2 separate regions of the Mus musculus genome follow, and region 2 is linked to region 1. Evidence: chromatin loops called from intact Hi-C (ENCODE). Cell type or tissue: gastrocnemius. All regions are shown on one strand.

What was found. A loop is a pair of places that touch in the nucleus more often than their neighbours do. Peaks named below come from ENCODE experiments on the same cell type or tissue, not always from the same donor. Only the 100,000 strongest peaks of a DNase experiment are listed, where the experiment ranks them.
Region 2: a loop joins it to region 1, with 2.2 times the contacts of the local background. A loop is called at or near these places in 10 of 42 quality-filtered maps.

What each region holds. Positions count from the first base shown.
Region 1 is chr13:41,301,822-41,304,321 of GRCm38, reverse strand. No RefSeq gene overlaps it. Among named protein-coding and RNA genes, the nearest start is that of Smim13, 53 kb to the right of the region's middle. In gastrocnemius, a CTCF peak has its summit at 1,455 (motif pointing left); a DNase peak (open chromatin) is centred at 1,434.
Region 2 is chr13:41,458,768-41,461,267 of GRCm38, reverse strand. It overlaps a transcript of Nedd9 not described here. Among named protein-coding and RNA genes, the nearest start is that of Gm32401, 27 kb to the left of the region's middle. In gastrocnemius, a CTCF peak has its summit at 1,368 (motif pointing right); no DNase peak of the experiment used is centred here; H3K27ac peaks cover 938 bases.

The sequences.
Region 1 (2,500 bases):
TCCAGTACATGTATATCCTCCCATAATTCCTCCAACCCCTGGCTACCCTGGAAAGCTCTGCCGCCCCCGCACCACCCCCCCACAAAACCCTGCCTTCTGCTGAGTCCTGAACTGCTCCTCCACTAGCAGAAGCGGCCACCCTCTTGTCTTTCCCAATAAATCTGTTGTCTGAGGTTTGTTGTACGGTGTGATTTTTGTGGTACTCCTTGGCTCCTGAATGCCAGAATACCCTTCAGAGCTGTAACACTTAGAGGAAGGAAGGTTGGTTAGTTAAATATTATATACATATACATATATATATATGTGTGTGTGTGTGTGTACATACATACATACATATATGTATATATATATACCCACATATATACATACACACACACTCACCCATATACATATATTACAACCTCGAAAGGATTTTAGTGCATAGAGGTAAAAACACGGGGGATAAAATGGGACAACTGAAAAATCAGCAAATACTCATACCTACGTTGCAAAAAATTCCTTTGCAATATGAAGGATAGAAAAAAAAAATCACTTCAGAGCCTCAGAACATGATTTAAGTCATCTCCCAAACTACTATAATTAAGAAAAACTGAGCTAACAGAGAGAGTATCTTATGTTATCTTCTCACAGACTGTTTTCCAGGGAGACCAGAGTCAGCAAAGAATGCCGTTGAATGAAAACACTCCCTTAATTTCTACTGGCCTGCCTACCCAGCAGCCCGGGTACAGGCAGACACCAGACCCCTGCCCACATCCTAGCGGCCATCCTTCAGAAGGCACTTTATGAGTCGCTTTTATGATCTAGCTGCCTAAAAGGTGTGTGTGGATGGGGCAGGATTGAGAACATCCAAGCTCTTTGGGAATTCAATCCCTATGCAAAATGACATCGGGTGGCCAATGGGACACTTTAGGATTGGTTAGAAGGGCACAGAGAGTTAGCTCAGAGTCTTGCACAAGGTTGAAGTATCAAAGCAAAGGACTGGGGGAGGGGAGCAGGGGTGTTTTTAGGATGAAACAAACAAAAAAAAAAAAAAGTGAAACCTGTCTAGACACCCAGTCCACACAGGCAAGGGCCTAGGGTTTGACAAAAGAGGGTTTGGGTTTAGTGCTAGTCCTGTTTGCAAAAGGCAACCAACAAGGAAGGGAACAAAAGATCTACGAGAAACACTAGGGCTTGTAGAGACCTGTACCTAGAAACACAAGCTAGAAACAAAGTAGCATGCACTCTGCCGCTGGCGACCGAGGTAAACCTGGGGGTGTTGGCCCATTTCAGACAGCGCACCCTGTTGGGAAGGGGCTCCCAAGAGTTCCTTATCCTCCAGGGGCAGAGAACTAGCACCCCTTTGCTTCTGTAACAATTCTTTGGTGCATTTTGCTCATCTAAAGTCGTGTTCTCTGAGAGCCCTCTCGGGGATACTATATATGGTGCCCCCTCGTGGTCCAGTGTGGAAAACTAGAGAGGCATCTCAGAGATGCTGCACACAGGGCCCCCTTGTGGTCTGGTGAGAAAATAGAGAAGCTGAGGTGGGGTGGGTTATAACCAATTCTTCCACCAACCATCCTGTGAAATAGCGATGCTAACGAACGCTTGTCTCAGTGCTAGAAAAACAAGGTTTGGGGATAATTTGAAATGCCCCTGAAACACATAAAACAGTATTTTATTTACACACACACACACACACACACACACACATACACACACACACACACACACACACACACACACACACATATATATATATATATATATATATATATAATGATGTATATATCATATCTAAGGCATCTTGGACCATGAGTTTATCTCTGCCTTCTGATGTGGTTCACACAGGAACTCATTCCATGTTTGTTGACTGGCTAACAAATGAATGATCTCACCTCTGTATGTGTCTCCCCCCACCCCCTGAACCCCTACACACACACACACACACACACACACACACACACACACACACACATTGGAAGAGACTTTTTGAAAATCAAATAGGACTTTGCAGAATCTTTAAATATATTTATTTTCTTTTATTTCTGTGTATACATCTGTGTCACACAATCCAGAATCAAGAGTCTGACCCCCTGGAATTAGAATTACAGGTGTTCGTGAGTCACCCAGCATGAGTGCCAGGAAGAAGATCCTTAAATATAATAAATAAAAACAAAAATCTCTTCAAAGGGCAGGATGCCCATAAGCTATTGCTGTATTGTTTCCCTTTGTGGAAGCACATTTCCATGACGTGTTAGTTATTTTTGCATCAAGCAGAAACAACTTGAGAGAAGAAAGCTTAGTTGAAGACCATGGTTTCAGAGAGCTGCAATCCATCACACTAAAGACGGTATGGAGAGAAGACTATGGCAGACGACCAGGAAATAGAATAGACCCAAGGGACAAGGTCAAAGGCTCGCTCTGACAGCCAGGCTCTGTAGCCTTCCAAACAGGGACCGTGCTGCTACTGAGCTTCCAAGAGATGAGTCTGCAGAGGACTTTCAGACTGACAGCTGAC
Region 2 (2,500 bases), 160 kb before region 1:
TGGGCAGATGCTGTGTTACATAGCTGTCACCCAGCCTTCATTCCTGGAAGCTCATCTATTTGAAAGGTTAACATCAGAAATGTTATCTCTCCAATTAAGGAACATCTCAGTCATTTGGACTCTGGAGAATAATGGGACCACTGTGACCACGTTTTTAGATTTCTTTAATGAAGTCCCATGGCTCGGGAGGACAGAAGTCTGAGCCCAGTCAGCAGACAGGGCCATTTTCCCACAGAGCTTTAGGGAGTCTCCACTCCCTTCTGTCTCCTAGAGGTCCCCAAATTCTGTGGCCTGTGGCAGCATCATTCTGACCTCTGCCTCTGCCTTTCCAGAGCTACCTCCTCAGTTTCTGTCCTCATCTACTGTTGACCCGTAAGGACAATGACTAACGTATTAGAGCTGGCTTTAATGACCTTCTCTTACCTGGATGAGATCTGAGAGCTGTGTCCAAATAGGGTCATATTCCTAGGAATTTGGGATTAAAGCTTCAATATACCCCTTTGCAGGATGGGGCACAGATGAAACCTTCACAGTGTAGCCGTGAGGATAATGACAGAAATCCAAGAGACAGAGCTCTGACTCCTCAGTCTCAGGGAAGGGATGGATTTTGATAGTGGCAACTGTTTTCCAGTGTAGACTTTTAGCAAAATGTGCAGTTGTATGCCTTAAATATCTACAAATTTTATGTGTCAATTTTTCTTCAGGAAAGGTGGAGTTGGGGAATGGATTTCACTTCTCCTATGAAGGTTTTATGATTCCCTGGGTAACATCCCTTCCCCTAACACATTCTCTCTCTACTCACAAATACACTATACTTTGCTGTGCATCCTAACCACATATTTAACTATCTCCTTCCTAGATAACTTCCTGGGTAACAAGATATTGCTTGATATCTTGGTCATGTCCCTCCATCACCCACTAGGGCACCTGGCACACAGTAGGAACTCACTAAGTCAATAATCTAAGGAATGTGTTACTCCAATGACCTTGCTAACTGACTGAAGGCCTGGACAGAAATGGCAGGCTTCGGATCCTTAAGATTCCCTTGCTCTCTGAGGATCTGTGAGCCCATCTTTCTTTTCCCACGGCCAGTCACAGAGGAAGTTGCCAAAGCCAGATGATGACACTTCTGCTTGGGCTACCCAGGTCTACAATTTCAAATCAGGGAATTTGAAAGAGAAACTAAACCAGGAGAAAAACATAGCTTGGATGAGCCAAGAACGGCAAAATACCAAGTTGTGCAATAGTAATGGTGGGCCCCAGGGACCACTTGGCTTGCCCAGACTATCAGATGCTATATATGTCAACCTTGTACTTGGGCTTGGGACAAATTTGTGGCTTAAGTATCATCTGATGCCTTGCCCTTAAGTCTGGCCTCTAGAGGTCAGGCTGACACCTGACATCCTCATCTTCACTAATTTTGAGATACAAAAATGCTGGACAGGAGTGAGCCCTTGTTTCCCAAAATGGTGGAACCCTTGAACTCATTGACCACACAGACCTAGCTGCCAACTCATGTATTGTTAATTAGATAAAGCTTCAGCCTGAAATATCAAGGTGAGTTTGCTCACATCTTCCACACACTTGTCAGTCTAGAACCAGGAAGGATCCTTGGTTGAAGCGATCTAGCCCATGCATACACAGAAAGGGACAGAGTATTCATCCCCAAAGTTGCAGCTGGAAGAAACCACGAAAGGCCAGGCGTCATGATCCTTGTGCCTTGGGGTTCCTAACCTCGGCCTTGCTTGGGGTAACACAGGAGTCCTACGATGAGCTGTGGCTTTGAGGAAGATATGGGGGAGGAACTAAAACAGCCTGGGTGAGGTTGGTCCATGGAGATGCAGGCAGGACAAGAAAAGAGAATGGGACAAGGAAATGGGGTTTATTCTGAAGAACCAGCAACAGGGACATCTGACTGACCTTCTCCTTACAGCTCACAGGCCACTGTTCACGGGATGACACTGGCTGAGCACAGACTTCTATGCTGAAGAGAGCTCACTCTCTCAGTGTGCTCAGACGAGAGCTGAGACCCTACCAAGTATTAACCCTGGCCCGTCACCTACAGCAGCCACTGGTTGAGTAATCAAAGCAAGTCTAATAGGGCTTGAAAAGCTAGTCTCTGATACTCCAGGGCTCCTCAGTTCCTCTCTCCACTCTCTGGAGAGACCTGTTAGCCACAAACAGAGGACCATCTCTATGGAGATATGTCAAAGAAGAGACTCAAGTGCTCTGTGCTTGTGAATTCTAGTGTGTCCATTATAACAAGATTGACTCCGTTCTGTAAACAGAGGGGACTTTGAACTCACCTGGGGGCCCCTGAGTCTTTTTATAGCCATACAACAAAAGTGGAGTTCAGGTATTTACTTCCCTGCTAAAGAGCATTGCTCTGCTGGGTGTGTCCCTAATGGCTAACACTGGTCTCCCTTGTTCTGTGCGTTTCCAAGGTTGTCCCCATTATCACTTAAAACAGTAGGGCTGGGGAGTCTGCTGAGCCAGGGCC